Regions from separate parts of the Homo sapiens genome. Here region 1 is linked to region 2. A link is a loop called in an ENCODE intact Hi-C map of the cell type or tissue named here. Cell type or tissue: heart right ventricle. All regions are shown on one strand. Links, peaks and the distances in the headings refer to the core of each region. The heading gives the core; the rest is flanking DNA.

Region 1 (10,450 bases), core at 834-8,833, 58 kb after region 2:
CAGGTAAGGATCAGGATTAATTCTTTTCTATATAGTCATTTAATTGTTCTAACACCATTTGTTGAAATGACTTCCCTCCACCCCCATTGAGTTTCCTTGGCATTTTTGTCCAAAAAAAAAAATCCATTGACCACGTAAGTGTGGGTCTATTTTCGACTCTTTTCTGTTCCATTGATCTGCTTGTCTATTCTCTCTTTAACACCACGCTGTCTTTGTTATTGTGCCTATATAGTGAATCTTGCAATAAAGTAGTATAAATCCTCCATTCTTTTTGAATTACTTTGAAAATTCTGGAAACTGTGTTTCCATGCAAATTTTAGAATTAACTTGTCCATTTCTTCAACAACAGCAAAAATATATGCTGAAATTTTGATTGGGATTGCTTTGAATTTATGGCCCAATGTGAGAAGAATTAACATCTTAATAATACTGGAGTCTTTCAGTCTATGAGCCTGGTATATCTCTGCATTTCTTCAGACCTTTTAAAACTTCCCCCAGCAACAGTTTGACATTTTCACTGCAAAGGTCTTATACATTTTATTAGTTCCTTAGGGCTATTGTAACAAATTACTACAATATGGGTTGTTTAAAAACAACAGAAATTTATTCCTTAGTTTAAGAAGCCAAAAGTCCGAAATCAAAGTGTGGGCTGGGCTGATTCTTTCTGGAAGCTCTGAGGGAGAATCTATTCCGTGCCTCTCTCCTAACTTCGGGTGTTGTCAGCAATCCTTGACATTCCTCAGCTTGTAGGCACATCACTACAATCTTTGCCTCTCGCTTCACATGCTCACATGATCTTCTTCTTCTGCGTTTCAGTGTCTCCTTTTCTGTCTCCTATACGAACAGTGTCATTAGATTTAGGGCCCATCCTTATTCAAGATAAGACCTTTACCTTAATTACATGTGCAAAAACATTTTATTCCCAAAAAAAGATCACATTCTAAGTTCCAGGTAGACATATCTTTTGGGGGACCCAATGCAACTCACTACATTAATATTTTTGAAAATTTATTTCTGAGTGTTTTATGTTTTTTAATAAGTGGATTTTTAAATTTTATTTCCCTTTATTTGCTGTTAGTATTTAAAAATATAATTGACTTGTGTGTATTAATCCTGTATTTTGGTATTTTACTAAATGCAGTTAGTAGCTCTAGTCATTGTTATGTAGATTCCCTTAAGATGTTCTGGTTACATGAACAATTATGCTGCTTACAAATAGAGGCAGTTTTACTTCTTTTTCTATTTATGCTTTTCTCTTTTTTTTTTTTTTTTTTTTTTGCTTCGTTACAATGACTAAGATAGCCAGAGCAATGCTGAATAGAAGTGGTAAGAGCAGGTGTCTTTGCTTGGTTCTCAATCTTAGGGGAAAATTATATTATAGTTCACCATTAAGTATGAAGATAACAATATATTTTTTTGTAGAATGTTCTTTATCAGATTGAGAAAATTCCTCTCTGTTCCTGATACGCTGAGAGGTGGGTTTTTTATTTATAAATCATCAATAGATGTTGAATTTTATCAAAGTTTTTCTTCATGTATTGAAATAATGATATACGTTTTCTCATTTATTTTATTGATAATATCAAGTATGTTGATTGATTTTTGAATATCAAACCAAAATTACATTCCTGGAATAAACCCTAGTTGGTCAGGCTGTATTTCTTTTTTCTTTTTTATTTTTTATTGAGACAGAGTCTTGATCTGTCGCCCAGGCTGGAGTGCAGTGGTGTGATCTCAGCTCACTGCAACCTCTGCTTCCCGGGTTCAAGCAATTCTACTGCCTCAGCCTCCCGAGTAGCTGGGACTACAGGCATGCGCCACCATGCCCGGCTAATTTTTGTATTTTTAGTAGAGATGGGGTTTCACCATGTTGGCCAGGCTGGTCTCGAACTCCTGAGCTTGTGATCTGCCCACCCTGGCCTCCCAAAGTGCTGGGATTACAGGCGTGAGCCACTGCACCCGGCCAGGATGTATTTTTTGTATGTTGTTAGATTTGATTAAAATCTTGTTAAGGATTTTTGCCTCTATGCTTATGCAGAATATTGGTTTATAATTGTTATGTAACTTTTTTGCCTGATTTGATAAAAAAAAAATAAGTTGTCAAGAATTCCCTGTTCCTCTATTTTTTGAAGAATTTTATAAGACTAGTGTCATTTTGTACTTGAATATTTTGATTCAAATCACCAGTGATACCATTTGAAGCTAAAATTTTCTGTGTGGAAAGGTCTAGATAATGAATTGAATTACCCTAATAAATATAGTGCTATTTAGGTTTTCTGTTATATCTGTGTCAGTTTTAGTAGGTTGTATTTTTCAGTGAATTTGTCCATTTTATCTAAGTTACTAACCTAGTTATTTTTGTATATCTAGCCTAGATATTTTCTCCTCTGTGAAACCTTCCCTGACACTACCAACAAAAGTGATTTCTTGTCCTTCGAGTTACTTCTTTACTCAGTATCATTTGTTCTCTCCATCTTCTGTTGAAGTTTGTTCACATGTCTCTTCCTGTACTAAATTAAGGGCCTAGGCTGGGCGTGGTGGCTCACACTTGTAATCCTTGCACTTTGGGAGGCCGTGGCAGGTGGATCACCTGAGATCAGGAGTTCAAGACCAGCCTGGCCAACATGGTAAAACCTTGTCTCTACTAAAAATACACAAATTAGCTGGGCATGGTGGCGGGTGCCTGTAATCCCAGCTACTCAGGAGGCTGAGGCAGGAGAATCACTTGAACCCGGGAAGCAGAGGTTGCAGTGAGCTGAGGTTGCGCCACTGACCTCCAGCCTGGGTAACAAGAGCAAGACTCTTGTATAAAAAACAAAACAAAACAAAACAAAACAAACAAAAAAAACCAGAAGAAGAAAAAAAAAAGAAAAAGAAAAAAAATTAAGGGCCCTGGAGTTCAATAATTGCATCTTATACATCTTTGGGTCTTTGCCACCTTGTATGGTGCCTGGTATATAATTAGATCACCCCTTCTCCCAAATGTTTAAATAACCAAATTATTCCACTTAACCTTGTCTAATGTATAGTGACCCAGCATGTTTCTAGCTTTCTCAGTAGATTATGAGTCTCTTTTATAAAAATGGTATGCATTATTTATTCTTCATATTCCATGTCTCACATTATAATAAATTTTAAAAACTGTTAAATTGAATAGATTTGCCACAAAGTACAGAAAATTAGTATTCTATAAACTCAAAGAGAAGAGGCCAAATAGAAATCTGGAAAGCATTCATCAATAAAGAGAGGAAAAAAACATTGCAAAGTTCTTACTATATACCAGATCTTGTGATAATTTATATTCCTTCCCTCATTAATCCCCCAAATAATTGAGCAAAGAAGATATTATGGTCCCCATTTTACAAATAAAGAATCTGATGTTCAGTAAGGTTAAGTACTCTGCCCAAGTTCAGAGTTATTAAGCAGCGGACTTTGGTTTGAAATCTATATTGAATGATCCCATTATCCACATCCTTACTTTTATGCATTCAGTTTTCCACAAGACACTTGATGGAATTTCTTATACTACCTATAAATTTTGCTAGAGTAGAACATTCTGTGTTCCCCCTAATTGAATGTTACAGGCCCCTCTGTAAATTTAGGAAAGTTCCAAAGTGTTCCCTGGATACTTGTTCTGCCTCTAGCATGAAATGTACAAAAGTAGCAGAGAAGATCCAAACCAGACTTTGCTCTCAGAGTAGGCTGCATAACTCCCTCTTGTCTTCTCCACTGGTCTACATCAGTCTTTTGTCTACAACCCTGACTTTTTTAAAAATGGTATTGGATGCTACCATTATGGTTATGGTTAACTGGGGGCATCATTGGTGCCTGAGTTTCTACTCAAATAACATAAGGGAAATCAAGAGACCAAGGCCATGATGACTCAAGCAGTCTCCATGGCTTGGTGGTAAAGGAGTGAATCCTTCCTTACAGCTGATCTTGCCTTTGTATATGTCACATATTGGTCCTGATTAGAAAGGTCTATAGGCTAATTTGTGCAAGACACATTCCTTCTCATTATACCATGATACAGGCCATGTGAAACACCAGATTCAATCTTATAGCCTCTCTGCTGCTGCTAAGTAAGAAACTTCTACTTTTAGTGTCTTTTCTCTCTCAACACAAAAATACTCTGTAAGTCACCCAGATCTGGGTTGCCCATGATTACCAGGCTTTTCCCAATTAGAAATATGACTCATGTTCCATTTTACCAATACATCTCAGGCACAGAACTAGCAAGGAAAGACAAAATTAAAATGTTTCTGTAATTCCAGCCCATCAATTGAAACAAGATGTTTCTGAACTTTTCCCAATGTGAAGAACAAAAAGTAATAGCATTTTGTTTATTTATTTGTGTACAACACTGTGGTCAGGAACTTGTTGCTTCCCCAGGGAAATTGCTTGCAAGCATCACTGAGAAGAGGACTTAACAATTCACACTGATCATTCCCTGTGGTCTGCCATGGCGAGGGTGATACTTTCATGTTTTATAAGCACCAGACAAGAGAGCTGGATCAATTTTCTCTCTCGATATTCTAGTCTCTGTTGAAACGACTCCCTCAGACATCAGCAGCTCCGGGTTCTTTCTAAAAAATAAAGTAAGTACTCTTAGGTCTGTTCACAGTAAGGGACAAGAAGTCCAAAACATATCCCTGCCTTTTACAATTCAGAAATCAACGTGGAGATCTTTCCTACTTTTAGGCAGTACATACAGCTTCGCTGAGGTCTGTGTGTCAAACTTACTGAGAGGAGGACATCGTGGAGACTTATCGTTAATTAGCAATGCTTATGCATGCAAACCTTGGTCAGATGATGTTGTGTTTGGAGAAAAGAGAGAAGAGAATTGAATAAGTACATGACCCCTTGGAAGCTGTTTTCAGTTGAGGATTTTGGTGAGTAGCCACTTGAAATCAAGGGAAATTCCATGAATAGCAGGAGCTGGGAAGAAAGGAAGAGGAGGAAGGATCCCACCACTTTTTTCTTCCCATCTAACACCGTGCTTATGCAAAGCATAGTCCATATGAGATCTGCCTTATAAAAACTTGCTGAATAAAGCGAATGGAAGTTAAATTTTGGACTTTCTTCCATAATAGCTTCAAATTATGGTGACTTTGTTGCCTATAGAGGGCCAGGAAATACATTTCTTTGAGATCCTAGAATCTGAGTGTGTGCTCTACACAGGATGGATAGAGCGAGCCTCTGGCAGTTCCATTTATCCAGAGGCAAAAGCACGCCTGCCACTGGAGGCGCTCTTGGGTTCCAACAAAGAACCTATGTTGCCTAAGGAAACAGTGCTTTCTCTTAAAAGGTACAATCTTGGCTCCTCTGCCATGAAGCGGAATGTTCCTGGACATGTGCTTCAGAGACCTTCCTATTTAACCAGGATACAAGTTACATTGTTATGCAATTCCTCTGCTGAGGCCCTGTAAAAGGAGTGAGTTAGGACAGATGCAGCAAGATATTAGGACAGATTTCGCCCATTATTCAGGCTGCACAACACAGAAGGAAACTTGATTTCAATAAGACCCAATTCTTAACAGTCTTTTCTACCCACTTTTACCCATAACTTTTCCAAATTTGGTTCAAATTGTGCAGAGAAACAATAAAATTTTTAAAAAGGATAAACTGGCTAGTTAAAAGTAAATGGCATTTAATTAAAACAAATCTTGCAAATTCATGAAAAAACAAAAAGCTATGTGATGGTAAACCTTAGGGCAGCGTACAGTGCCACTGTCCTTTGCAGTTTTGAGTGTATTTCATTTGTACATTGGAAGTAGGTACTTGTCATATTATTAACAATTACTCTACTTAGTTGTACACTCAGCATTTGGCATCAGAATAATCTTGTGTAGTCACAGGGTTTTCATTTTCTTTCTGTATTTTTTAAGCATGTTTCTGAGTGGTGGTTCACATAAGCTTTCAATTTTAAATAACACAATCCATTTATTTCACTAGGCGTCTTTATTTGCTTAAAGTGAAGAATCAGAGATTGTCATTGTGTTGTAAATAAGTCTAACCTTTCTTTCCCTTTACAAAAAAAAAAACCTGTGGAACTGAAAGAAATAGAAATTCCAGTAATCTTTTATGAACTCTGTTATTAGAGTGAGTAGAACTAAATCTGTGGGGAAAAAAGGAAAAGGAAATGGAAAAGGTGTTTCAGAGCTTTTACTTTAAGCTATTCTAGTGTCCCCTTCTCTGCTTTCTTTCCACTACCCTGACCCATACCTACCCACAGTGAGAACTGAGCCCGCAGGGCAGCTCAGAAGCTGGGAGGAGAGAAAGAGTGAGAATCTGAGTTATTTTTCCTCAGTGATCTTAAAAGCTCCAGGCAGAAAAGACCCTGCCTATAGAACCTCCCTTTTGCATTTCTCAATTGCATCGGAGAAACTCCTAAATTGCATCAGTGATCCTGAAGCTGTTAAAGTAAAGAATTTTCTGTAGAAGAAAGAAAAGAGAAAGAGAAAGAAAAGGCAAAAACTTAATCATGCCTGGGATCTTTTGAGGTAGAAAAAACTGACAAGAAACAAACTTTCCTTATATTCTAGTGTGTTGGAAAACAGTGGAAGGACTGTTTGCCAAATTGTCTTAGCGGTTCTCAAAGATGGCTGGCCAAATCATAAGAGAATACGCTTAGGTTCGTGTAGTTCTGAGTCCAGCATTGTGGGTGAAGCACAGGTTTCAGCGTAAAGAAATCTGCTGTCTAGAAACCATGGGAAGTATGTCATCCTCTCTTTTCTTTACCATATAGAGATCCTTCATGGATATGCTGTTGTTTGAAGAAAATTTTGTTTAGGAAGTAAGAAAAATATAATTAACATTGCCCTAAAGAAGCAAAGCTCTTTATTTTCATTTTCACTTCCTTTTGCTTTTGCATTGAAGAGTTAAGACAACATTTCAGCAGAGAAATGTGGAGAAGGGTAAAGAGAAATCAATAAAGTTATTCTGTGACTTTCCCCAGGAGGGAGCAGTGTTAATCGAGAATGGCTTGCTTGGCTATATATCAAGTCCGAGAACAGAGCAGCAGTTGATTGTGAAACAGATTTCCCAGCTAGACTGGAAGAGATATAAATACATACTTATCTATCATATACATATAGACATATATATACACACATACACATTATACATACACATACACATATATATAATTTTTATAAGAACAGTGTCTATGTGTGTGTATATACACTATTATAAACATTTAAATATAAATTATATGTATTATATATGTGTGTGCGTGTGTGTCTTTGTGTGATTTAAAAAGTAGATAAGAATAATTTCTTCAGATAATTGGTAACGCCAGACAAAACTCTTCGAATAATATTTCATATATATTGATCTGGGATCGTTTTACATTTTATAAGTTTCTCTCAAAAGTTTTTTGATGACTAGAGAAGGAAATTAATATGCAAGAGCCTCAAGTGACAGACAATGGAATGGAAACCGGATTTCTTGACCCAAGGCCAGCGAAAGCATCTTGACCGCAGGAAATCTTCTAAAGAGCCTCTATGGGTCATTCATGCAGTTACTTTTTCTAGCAATAAACATTACAGAAATTTTGAGCAGGTCTGATTGCAGCAGAGGTCATGAGACTGAAGCTGGCTCTGGGGCTGCCCAGTTTTATTGGGCTGTGGCACCATGCTCATTGGAAGCAGTGGTGATTTCTTTGTTGACAAATTCAGACAACATAATTGGGTGGGAAGTTGGCTTCGCCATCACAGTGTGGTCTTGAATGAGTTATCTATCTTTCCTGGGCTTCAGTTTTCCTTTCTATGAAATGGGATGAATAATTCTTGTCCCTTCACAACAACATGCTTTCTTGTTGCCCAAAAACCTTGTCAAATTTTCTTGGTTTCATCAAGCATCGGGAGATGTGTAGATAGCTAAATGGGAATCCCCTTTTCATGACCCAATCTGCTATGATGAATTTCACTGTGCTGAGACTCTTCACATCTCCCTTCTCCCATTGTGTATATTCAGACTCTATTTTTTCTTCAACATCAGCTAAGATGCTGTATTTATTTTCTAAATCCAAATTCCATCTAAATCGTAGCTGTTAAGAAAATATTCTTGTAAGAGAATGGAATCTAGACAGAGAGAGGAACTATGCAATTCTAGAATTTCCCTGGAGGGAACTTGAAAGTTCATCTAGTGTAATCCTCTCATTTTATAGTTGAGGCAGCTAAGGATCTGAGAGGTGAAATGTCTTGTCCAAGGTCACTGTGACAAAGCTAAGTGGAGAACCTATGTCTCTTAACTTGCAGTTCTATATTCCTTCCATTGGGTCGTGTGTCTTGGGACCACTATAACCAGAAATAGAAAATGAAGTCGAAGTAAGCAGACCAGACAAGGATATGTCAGCCTTTGGTTTTCCCCAGGGCCAGATTCCAACTCTGTGTGCATAACTCAGTGTCAGGACTTTAGCATCTTCATGAAGGATGGAAGATTCATACTGAACACTCTTTTTTACCCCTTCCTGTCCCATTAGACCCAGCCCAGAATCTAGATCTAATTGAGCTCTCACTTTTCCTTATTTTGGACATGGTTGTGCTTGCACTTCATCTTATAGCTCTTAAATTTTATCTTCACATTGACCCACTCATTTTATATTCCATATTTACTGAGAGCTTACTGTGTGCCAGTCATTCTATAATGGGCTAGAGATATAGGGAGATATATCTCTCCGTGTCTTAATTACAATCATAGTGCAACATGTCCTGTGCATGGTGTGCTTACAGTGCTGACGGGGTGCTGAGGAAGGGGAGACTGAGATCACTGAAAGCAGTCAAAAAATACTGAGTAGATCATGTGATAATTCTTCTGCTTTTATTCCCCTGCCCCCTTTATTATCAGGGCAGAGAAGTTCATTTTATGCATTGGTATTTTCTAGGTTAAGCGCTCCCTGTTTTTTTTTTTTTTTTGGTTGTTGTTGTTTTTGTTTTGTTTTGTTTTGTTTGAGACAGAATCTTGCTCTGTCTGCCAGGCTGGAGTGCAGTGGCACAATCTCGGCTCACTGTAACCTCCGCCTTCCAGGTTCAAGCGATTCTCCTGCCTCAGCCTCCCGAGTAGGTGGGATTATAGGCACCTGCCATCGCACCCAGCTAATTTTTGTATTTTTTAGTAGAGACGGGGTTTTGCCATGATGGCCAGGCTGGTCTCGAACTCCTGACCTCAGGTGATCCACCCGCCTTGGCCTCCCAAACACTCCCTGTTTTTAGCAGAAGAGAAATAACATGTCGAATTCTTCCCTCCCTTCCATGCCCACCGCCAGACTAGCTACTTCACCAGTTCTTCATGAATTTCCTTAACAAGGCTAATTTACCGGTACTTCAAATAATTCTTACTGCTCTGTGGAAAGCAAGGCACTGGGGCTCAGAGATATATGCATATGTCGAGTAATTGAAGTGAACATGCTGGTCATCAGTTATTTCCTCCTGTAGTTTGGTTCTCCAATCTGTTTTATCTGTTTCCTTTGTTTTTAAAAACGCATTAAGAGACAGACATGATGGTGCTCACCTGTAGTCCCAGCTACTTAGGAGACTGAGGCAGGAGGATCACTTGAGCCCAGGAGTTCGAGGCTGCAGTGAGCTGGGATCATGCCACTGCACTCAGACCTGGGCAGTGAGACCTCATCTCTAAAAGGAATAAAAATAACGTTAAAAGACATTGACAGGTAGACTCCTAACTATTTATTAGAAGCACCCAAATCACTGTTCACATTCTAAACAGAATCTAAACAACAACCAGATGTTCTTTTTATTTTCAAAGTATGTTTTTTCCTTTCTTACCTTGGAACTTTTCTTACTTTTCCATAAATTATAAGATGTGTATTTTGAGTAATTCAATTCATGACAGGAAAGGCAAATCATCAATTAAAGATTCCTTTTGTGAGTTCAATCTGTTGATTGGTCTGTGCTCCATAATGCTACAACCTAGATTATATTAAATTTCCAGAAGAGTGCAGAATAAACAATCATTTGTAAATCACCTATTATGCAGCAGACATAGTGGTAAGCATTAGTAGCATCAAAATGAACACATGTCCTCATTCAGTACGTGTAAGTATCATGCACAGTTAAGCATATAGACCCATAAGCCCGTAAATCAAACAGTCCAGAACTGGGCTAGGTAGTCATAATATCACAGTGAATGTTTAAAGGCTTGGCTGGGTGCGGTGGCTCGCACTGGTAATCCCAGCAATTTAGGAGGCCAAGACCTTAAGATAGTATGAGGCCAGGGGTTTAAGACCAGCCTGGGCAAAGTAGTGAGACCCTATCTCTACAAAAAGTAAAAACATTCGCTGAGCATGGTGGCGCATGCCTATAGTCCCAGCTACTTGGCAGGCTGAGGCAGGAGGATTGCGTGAGCCAGGGAGTTTGTGGCTGCAGTGAGCCATGATCATGCCGCTGCACTCCAACCTGGGTAACAGAACAAGATTCTGACTCAAAATAAA
Region 2 (10,450 bases), core at 850-8,849:
GTGGGTAGACAGAACTTGTACTAGTGCTTCCTCTGCTTTAGAGCGCTGTGATAATTATAACGTCTCATTCCTCTCTCTAAAACACAAAGTGGCAATGTTGTTTCTCCTGAGTAATTTGCAGCATAGACAAAGGGCCCCATTCAGTACTGCCCATGGTATTCAACCTAGCACTTTTGGAAGGGTAGCACACAAAAAGGCAAAGACAACGTGGGTTTTCTTAAAGTTCAAGGAGAAAGTAAGGTGCAGAAGAAGTAGTACTGATCTGTGTAGTTGTGAACTGGCTGTCGTTAGAACACATAGGACTCAGTCCCACATCTGCTTCTCACTTCCTGGGTAAGCTGGGCAACACATTCTGCTTCTCTGTACGTTTGTTTCTCCAATTATAAACGGGAATGATAATACCTGCAGGATGGCCAACTTGTCCCTTATTTGCCTTGGCCACTCCCATGGCAAGTGCTATGTCCCAAAAGCCTCTCAGTCCTGGGGAAAACTAGGATAGTTGGTCACCCTAAATACCTGCCTCTCTTTTCTTACTGTGTTCACCATACGGGCAGCAGAATAAAAGTGCTTTGACATTTCATGAACCGAAGAATATAATAATCAGCTCAATTCTGAACACCCAAGTTCCAAAAATAGTGCTTTGGGGTATTGGAAGAAAAACATAGCAATATGGTATATTATAGTACATTAGTTCTTAAGTAAGAATAATGCACCTTAATTCTTGGTGCCTCATTCTTGGTGCTTAGAAATATGTAACTGGAATCATGGTTTATATCATCCTTACGTGTTTACATACATGTAATTGAAAGTACACAGGAGTATTTATAGAGAACATTTAAGAAAAGTACTTTCAGGTGGTCATGACGATAATTTGCATTGGAAAAACCTCATTTGGATCATCTTAACTTCTTGAAAAGTTCTGTTTTGTACCCAAGGCATATTTTGGATGTGATTGCCATTTACAACAAATTGATTGATTGGTTTTAGAAAACCTCAAAGGAAGACAAGAGTCTGAGGAAGGTGTCATAATTGATCATCTACTTGGTATCAAAAAATAAGTACTCATTAAAGAATAATAGTACATTGCCAGTAATTAATATGAAGCAGCATTGGTGTTCCAGAGATATGCAAAAATATTAACCAATGTGCATACTCAGGAATTAGAGTAGTTTCCACAAAATGATTCATTTAGTTTGCTTTCACGTCATACAGAGATTGCACTTCAGTGGAACTTCAAAATGTATAAGCATGTGTTTGCTTGAAAAGTCAAAAGTTTGTTGATTGACTTTTATTTCTGTTTCACCCAGAGGCATCTGACTAGAATCAAGCCAATGCACACCCTATAAATGCCAAAGTGAGGCTTCTCATAGACATACACAACAAAGATACGAAACACATATGCAGTATGTATTAGTAAGAGCATCAAAATTAGCAAATTTCATTCAATTCAATTGCTTATGTAAATACAGAGAAGTAAGATGTATTTAAACAATTAGCCTCATTTTTGCTGATTTTGTGCTTGGCTTTTGAAATGGGACATGCAAACCTCTGTTAAGGGAGATTAAGGGAATTGAAGACCCTGAACTTGTCCCACACTCTTTCTTCATCTACCCTAGAGGACCAACTGCAGGCCTGGATACATGGTACTCAGTAAAGCCTTGTTAACTTACATTGAATGTTCTTTGTATTAATAATTCGAAATAACATAATGAAACCAAAGTGAGAAGGGCATGGCCTAGCATTCCACATTCAACTTTTCCCCAAGGAATGAACTACTTTACCTCTCAGGCAGAAGCAAAGAACTCATTCAAAAGCAGAGCTGAAGGCTGTTGGAGTTATTGTTGTTTATATTTCTCTGGACAGAGGAGTAATTATGTTGGCTTCAAAGGCCTTTTCTTCTACCTTCCATCCTGGCATGCTAGTGCTGGAAGAAGCCTCCATTCTGTTCCTGCATTTTACAGATGGAAACCCAGAGAAGGAAACTATTTGCCCAAGGTCACAGATGCAGACCTTCTCAGATATTTGTTAACCCTAATTTAATTTCCCCACATTTCACTGAATAGAACTGTAGGTGATTTTCTTGGCCTTGGCCCTTTTTTAGTTTCGGAAATACCCTCCTTCCTAGATGCTTCCCACCATCCAGTGTTGTCCCTATCCCACCACTTCTTAGACAACTCTCCTTCCTTCCAATGCTTTCAAATGGCATTTTCTTTGCTGTCATCTAGCACACCTGTACATTCATTCCAAGGTTTCAAGACAAGGGAATCTTCTCATTGATCCAAAGTGCTTTATTTGATATAGTGATGCATCACTCCGGGCTTCTACCAATTTCTCTGAGGCTTCAGTAATGTGAGTCAAGGTTTTGCTTTATGGTTAATTTAGCTGGTGATGAGAGCAAGCTGAAACTTGTGAGAAGAGACATAAACTGCAACAAACCGAGGTCAGAGCTGGAACAGAACCTCCAAGAAGACAGATTGCCTGTGGCTCTGAGAGCATCATTCCCTCGACAATAGTGATGCAGACAGAAAGTAGAAAAATGACAGTCTCTGTTGAGGGGCAGATGAGGGCACAAAGGTTTTTCAAGACTCAGTCCCACAGAGAGGAAATCTGCTTGAATTTATTCAGGCCTCTTCCTTTTAAATCCTGATTACCCTTGGCTCTGCTAGGTGCCGAAATTTATGCATCAGCAACAGGTGATTCTTATGTAAGAATGGAATCTCGGGCGTGATAAATTTGGTCTTGAGAAATCTCAGCTCAGTGGCTGCAGATGGCGGTGTCATGATGGCAGAGTTAGAGAGCGGTGACCTGCTGGGCTGTGGGCTGTCTGTAAAATGGCTACTCTGTTCAGAACTGTCTGAGCCAATTCTCCGAGCCTCAAGGTCATGACCAAGAGGCACAGCCCAACTGTAAAGTTGACATTCATTCTAGCAACGTTCTTCCTTCTCCCTTGCACACTGCATCTGGCTCACTCAAGGGTCCCTCAAGAATTGGGTTGTAACCTGTGTTCTTTGTGAATACCTTTATCATTGGGGATCTCTGTCCATCATGACTAGTCCTATTAAGGGTCAATTCTATGCTTGTAAAGAGTTGCTTACACTAGAGGATTTGCACCAACTGGGTTGGGTTGGCCAAGGAGACATTTCTGTGCACTCATCCCGGTCAGGTTCTATCTGTGATCTAGGTCCCTTTTTAGTGGCAACTTTTAGTTCGCAGTTTCTTAGCCTTGGTTTTGAAGAGTTTTGAAATCCCTGAAAAGTACACATGCACACAATTATGAACATATATGCCTCTCTCTAAGGAGAGGGTCTACCACTTTTATAAAATTGTTATAGGAGTCTGAGACCCAATGAATAATAAGAGTCACTACTGTAGATGGAGAAAATATTCTGAAGCAACCCTTGTTTCCTTACAACTAGATTTCCCACTTTGAATTTTGGATTGAAACTGATCAGAGGTAAGCAACACAAGGCAAGCTTGGGTCCTGGCTTAGACCCTGCCTCTACCTTTCCTGAGTATGTGAGCTTAGACATGCCACTTCTCTATGTCTCACATCCTTATTTAGAAAATTGATTAAAATGGGGAAAATATTACCCACCTCATTATGCCATTGAGAATTAAATGAGAATATATGTAAATCGTGCAATGCACCGGGCATTTGAGAAGTATTCAAAAACCAGTAGCTAATAGTGGTGGGAGCCCCATGGAACTCATGTCCCCAGAGCATGTGGACTGATGGCCAGTGCCGTGTGTCTTCTTCCCTTCTGCATTTTTAACTTTTTCCTGCCTTTGTCTATTCACTGAGTCATTATGAGATTCCTCATAAGTATCAACATATTTTAACCACAACTCTTTTAAAGTGTTTTTACAGATTTAGGGGGTATAAGTGCAAATTTCTTACATGCATCTATTGCACAGTGGTAAAGTCTGGGCTTTTGGTGAACCCATCACCCAAATAGTGAACATTGTACTTAACAGGGAATTTTTCAACCGTCACTCTTCTCCCACTCTCCCACCTTTTGGAGTCTCCAATGTCTATTTTTCCACTCTGTATGTCTGTGTGTGCCCATTGCTTAGCTCCCACTTATAAATGAGAATATGTGGTATTTGACTTTCTAGTTCGAGGTTATTTCCCTTAGGACAATGGCATTCGGTTCCATCCATGTTGCTGCAAAAGACATGATTTCATTTTTTTTTTTAAGACTGAGCAGTAATATATGATTTAATCACCACTTTGAGAATATGTTATCTCATATTCTGAGATGCCATATTCTCATCTTTAAGCCTACTTCCTATGGGCAAATAATAATTCGTGTTAGACTCCCAGCACCCTATTAACAAGTGTTACTTTTCTTTGAAATGAACATGTTTTAATAATTTTTAAAATTTATTAATGATATGTAATGTGTATTTTAGCTACAGACATTTTTCCTACCTTACTTGTCTTTCTCTTCTCCATTCTTATTCTTATTCCTCATTCTTCTCTCCAAAGACCCCTGCAAACATGACTTACCTTGGAAACTATAAGAAAGGATGGCCTTATGTGAGGACACTCATCATCCTGGCGTTAATGTGCTTCTCTTCTATTTGGCATTTGAGTCCAACACTACCTGATCTCAGTCCTTCTTTTTAGAATCAATATTTCCATAGCAAGTGTAGCATCATCTTAAATGGGGAATCCCACTTTTTTTTTTTAAAGCTAGAGATGGCAGTTTGGTGGGATTGGCCAAAAATAATTTGAAGAAAGAATGCACTAAGGGTGAAAATGTTATGTTTATAAAAATATTATGAAAGCTAAATGTGATGCACTTGAAAAATGTGGCAGGATATTTCACTGTATATTCATGAAATCTGTATCTAAACTATATCAATAAATACTATTCAAGAGAATATAAAAATTTCTTCCATGTATGCATTTCTGTTCATCTAGCTCATTGCTTAACCACAGAAGGTTATAATAATAATAATAAAAACAAACAAAATAAATGTTTGTTAGATGGATATTTATATTACAATGTAAATAACTTATTATTTATATTTTATTTATGTTATGCCCATAAGGAAAATACAATAGTCCTCTGTGTAACGTGTTGATGAACATAATATTTTGGAAGCTCAGTTAACTGAAAAACCACTAAAAGAAAGTGCCTTCTATGTTTGTTTTCTATGACAAATAGAAATTTTACAGACTATGGATGTAAGACTTTTGAGTGAACCTTTGTGAGTGTGTGAATTGCCATTTAGTTTCTTAGCAGTTTTCTCATTACATTCGTTCAGATAGAACAATTCTTTAGGAGGCCACAGCAGTCTTGTGGATGTGCACCCTTCCCTCTTTATCTCAATCTTGGATTTCATAAAAGAAATAACAAGCAAAATTAGAATGGTATGGGCCTGCCTGACTCAGGGGCGTCCAACCAAGTAAGGGCAACAGCATGTGCTGCAAGAAGTTTCAAGAGCCTGTTGTCCCAGTGGGAGGACTCGCCTGAGAAGTTAGGGTGGAAGGATAGCAGCGTGGCTGGGATATAGCTCCCTACAGCAGCCAAATTCTTCATGAGGTGTCACTGAGCCTTGGGCATTGGGGCATTCAGAAGCAAGTGGGCATGTGCAAGGACCATAGAAACAGGAAGGTCACAAGAGCAAAAGAGAATGAAACAAAGAATTTATCTCCCAAAGGAACAGTGCCGTTTTTCTTTCCTGTATTGCTCTAAGAGTCCTGTATTCACCTTCGGTTACTCAATACTGTATTTCAGGTGTGTTCCTCGTATCCTTGCTTATACTGCTCATTAACCCTCCTTGTTTTACAAAAACATTTAAGCAAACGCAACCTTGGTTCTTACCTGGTATTTCTGTTAGGGAATGAGAAAAAGTAATCCATATTTATTAGACATCTATAGGTGCCAGGTGACTTTATGTACTCTCCAACTCAACATGTCTTAGATGGAAAAAACTGATTATGAGGAAGTTAAGCAACTTATCCAGAGCTTCCACCTAGGTGGTAGGACTGTTTGCAGCCCTTGGCTGTCTGCCTCTGTATTTCTACATGGTAACTCCTTAGGACCAAAAGAAAATTCTGAGAACCTGGATAAAAGGACATGCTTGGTGATAAGAAATATTCTGTTTGAAGATTTATTTTCTTGCTTCCATGCACTCCTTTTGTATACAGGCCAATACAGGGGGACACTCATTTTTTCTCCACATATGTAAGCTTGAGTCTTCCCCCATCTTTCCTGCTAATGCAAATACAAAGGTCCTATGTTAGAGATCAGGGTCCATGACTTCACTTCTGGTATAGGGCAGGCCAGTATGGTTATGGGAGGTAAAAATCTGGAACAGAGACGATTTGTCAGAGCCAGATCAAAGGGTTGTGTATGGCCAAATACTGGAACTCCTTGGTTTTCCTTTTATTCATCTTGATGTTTAAAGTAGTTGCACTTGAGCTTGAGTTTATTCTAAAACAATGTTGTAACTCACTTCTGGGTTCCTTTTTCAAGTAGTTTATTTAGTGTTTAAATTCCTGTGCTTCTACCTTGAAAATTTCCCAGATGCCTTTCCTCCTCATCCTCTATCCCTGCTACTCTTTCCCACTGAGATTGAATCCCTGGTGAAAAATACTACACTGACTGCCAAGTGCAAGGCAACAGATATCTCTGTGAAAACTAAGTTAAACAAAATCTGACCACTTCTAACAACTTGCTGAAACATACTGAAACATCTCGTGTGTTAGTACCAAGGTCAGGGAGCCCAGACTACACTTGAGCACAGGCATTTGAATCTGTCAAATGAGTCAATCAAATGGGAATGTTGGGTTTTTTTGGCTGATGCATGTCAATATTGCTAATGCATAAAATATATCTGTTTGCTATATCACAATTTGCCGTCACACTAAGCCATAAGTTTAAGGAGTGACTGATGTACTGAGCACATTTGTCTTTATAAGAAGTTCTGCTATAAAGACACATGCACACATATGTTTATTGCGGCACTATTCACAATAGCAAAGACTTGGAACCAACCCAAATGTCCAAAAATGGTAGACTGGATTAAGAAAATATGGCACATATACACCATAGAATACTATGCAGCCATAAAAAATGATGAGTTCATGTCCTTTGTAGGGACATGGATGAAATTGGAAATCATCATTCTCAGTAAACTATCGTAAGAACAAAAAACCAAACACTGCATGTTCTCACTCATAGGTGGGAATTGAAGAATGAGAACACGTGGACACAGGAAGGGGAACATCACACTCTGGGGGCTGTTGTGGGGTGGGGGGAGAGGGGAGGGATAGCATTGGGAGATATACCTAATGCGAAATGACGAGTTAATGCGTGCAGCACACCAGCATGGCACATGTATACATATGTAACTAACCTGCACATTATGCACATGTACCCTAAAACTTAAAGTATAATAATAATAAAATAAAAAAAAGAAGTTCCTTGTTGCAGAGGCAGATGAATTTTGTTGAAGAATTTTTAGTCTCCTCTTTCCTCCTTTCCTCATCTCTCCCTGCTCACCTGCCTCCTTTGTGCTTCCTCAACACTTCTACAAGAGAAGTACTTTCTCTTTTCTTTTTTTTTTATTTGAGACGGGATCTTGTTCTTTGCCAGGCTGGAGTGCAATGGCACTATCTCAGCTCACTGCAACCTCTACCTTTCTGGTTCAAGCGATTCCCCTGCCTCAGCCTCCCAAGTAGCTGGGACTACAGGCGTAGGCCCCCACGCACAGCTAATTTTTTATATTTTAGTAGAGATGGGGTTTCACCATGTTGGCCAGGATGGTCTCGATCTGCTGACCTCATGATCCACCTGTTCAGCCTCCCAAAGGGCTGAGATTACAGCCTTGAGGCACCGCACCTGGCTGAGATGTACTTTCTCATTGCCCATGGACAATGCTAGCACACATGCAATTATTTGTGTATCATCCACCTTCCTCGCTAGAGTGGAAATTCCATGCAGACCTGTTTTCTCACTCATATATAATTCATCTGCAAGTCACTGGTGCCAAGCACAATGGTTGGCACAAACTAGTCATTCAGTAGATACTTGTTGAATGAATGCAGGATACAATGAATGGAAGAAGCACACTAGTTTATTTTGCTTCATGTTTGGCTTTGCTGAAACATTTGGATTTTTTTAGTATTATTCACTCATACTGCTTCTCTCTCTTCCTCAGTCAATATTTACTGGGTGTCTTTAGTGTGTCAGGCACTGGACTAAGTGCCAGGATGAGTGAGATGTGGTCCCTTCTCCCATGGAAGGTCCAGAGTGGGCTGCAAGTATCATGTTGGTTCTGAGTCAGTCAGCCATGCTTGGTGAATCACAAACCACTGTGGGTGGAGCCTTGAAGTGGCTCTTTGTGGGAGGATGCAGAGGAGGAAGATATTTTCCTCATTCATGAGGCTCTCACAGTCCATAGGCTAGTGAACAAATAAGTACATGAAATGCATAATATATGCCTAGCAAAAAGAAACAGTGGAGTATAGTACAAATGACTTGGGATACTTTTAGAGATAAAACAATGAGATTTTCTACCTGATGTGAAATCTCCCTGACTTGTTCAGCTAATATGTAATTTATTTAACAACTATTTTTTGTGTACTTCTGTATGCCCGAAAGTATGCCAGGGATGGGCACATGGCAGTGAACAAGAAATGTGTGAGACTGCGTCTAAGGAAGGTGCAGGCCAAGATGTCTAACTCAGAGGTGAAAATGAGAGTGAGTATGAGTGGGAGACATGAGAGTGAGAGAGTAATATGGAAGGAGAGGGACAGTAAGAAAGTCGGAAACCACATCTAAAGGCTCTTAGTACTCTATTTTTTAGGCCCAAAGAATTCTGAAGATGGTGGCTGTCACTTAAGGAATTTTAACTCTCTCCCTTAGAAACTTTTTCAAGGAAAAGCTTGGTATTGTTGAGGTGACAGAACCTGAGTGTCTTAGCCTCTTTGTGCTGCTATGACAGAATACCACAGACTGGGTAGTTTGTAAAAAATTGAAATTTATTTTTCCTATTTCTGGAGGCTGGGAGGTCCAAGATCAAGGTGCTGGTGGGTTCTGTTGTCTGGTGAAGGCTACATCCTCCAGAGGGGTACAGCCTCCTCTGTGTCCCCACATGGCAGAATGATGCGTGAAGTCTCTTTTATAAGGGCCTTAACCCCATTCATGAGAGAGGACCCTTCATGGTCTAACCACCTCTTAAAGGCCCTACCTCTTAATACTACCATATTGGCAACACCTGAATTTTGGAGAGGACACATTCAAACCATAGCGGTGAGTTTACTAGAATTATGACAAATGTTTAAATAGCATCAGCAATCTAGGTTATTGGTAGACTAGCTTATTTCCAGATGTCTTGTTTAACCGTGACCTAAGATTTCCAGTGAATTTTAGAGTTTAGCCCCACCGTCTCTACTATCCATACTCTATTAACCTTTTTTTTAAAGTCTGTTCCCACTTTTAAAATAGCTAGAAGCATCCAATCTTGTGTTCATTTAGTGCATATTTGGTACTTGCTGTGTGTTAGACAGGGTTCTAGACCCTAGTAATTCATTAGCCCAAAATCACTACCCTGTGTTAGCATCAATAATTTTGGCCTTCCCTTATAAGATACATTTCAATGTGTCTCTGAGTCTTTAGACTCCAGCTTTTGATAAAAGGACTTATAATAAGGTTTGTGATTTGCTTTTAATTTCTAAAAGAATATGGAGCACAGTTGAATAACATAGAAACTCTAGAATTAAAACAATTTGAGATTTTCAAGGGCATGGCCCTTTAAATAGTCCTAAATCACCACTTTATTTTGTCAGGCTCACCGGCAAAGGCAAGGCAGGGCTCAAGGGGCAATTACCTTCTATGCCATGGCTAAATGAAGTGTGTTTTCTTTTCAATATTGACTGAAATCTCAATCCATCTTGGGCACAAGGCTAGGCACTGTCACATGCTATTTCTTTGCATTGTTCCAATAGCCTTGTGAAATATATCTCATCGTTATTCCAATTTTACAGATAAGAAAATTGGGGCTCTAAGTGGCTAAGGAAGGCATCCAACACCATACCCCTAATAAATAAGGTAGAGAGGACTGAAATCCAGATTTATTGACTCCAAAGTCCTTTCTTAGGTAGAAATCTCTTTCAGAACATTCTTATTAAGACGTAGAGCCTTTTCTTGGTGACTCTAAGAAACGCTTCTGTATCTGAAGACAAAAGGAAAAGTTAATTTGGTTTTGGATTTTGCCTTCTAAAACCTTTGGGGTTTATTGGGTGTTACTATCACTTGCCATTTTTTGTCCTCTACACTTAAAATATGCTATACAGCTCCCTTCAACTCAGCCATCTGTGTTCTTGGCTTTTAATTTTCATAAAAATGGCTGGACACATTCTTCTTATTTCATAAATACCCAAGGCCAAAGAGAGATATTTTATTGGCATTTTTCAGTAATCTTTCCCTAACAT

What was found. Peaks named below come from ENCODE experiments on the same cell type or tissue, not always from the same donor. Only the 100,000 strongest peaks of a DNase experiment are listed, where the experiment ranks them.
Region 1: it touches region 2 in a loop (2.0-fold over the local background); 7 of 110 quality-filtered maps call a loop at or near these places.

The regions. Positions count from the first base shown.
Region 1 is chr11:122,110,575-122,121,024 of GRCh38, reverse strand. It overlaps BLID (BH3-like motif containing, cell death inducer), which reads left to right and starts at 4,810. Exons shown (of 1, transcript NM_001001786.3): 1 at 4,810-5,685. The coding sequence starts at 5,103. The coding sequence ends at 5,429. All of the region lies in intron 4 of MIR100HG (mir-100-let-7a-2-mir-125b-1 cluster host gene), which reads left to right. In heart right ventricle, for the core only: a CTCF peak has its summit at 5,236; a DNase peak (open chromatin) is centred at 5,245.
Region 2 is chr11:122,168,803-122,179,252 of GRCh38, reverse strand. All of the region lies in intron 3 of MIR100HG (mir-100-let-7a-2-mir-125b-1 cluster host gene), which reads left to right. Among named protein-coding and RNA genes, the nearest start is that of MIR100, 22 kb to the right of the region's middle. In heart right ventricle, for the core only: no CTCF peak of the experiment used is centred there; no DNase peak of the experiment used is centred there.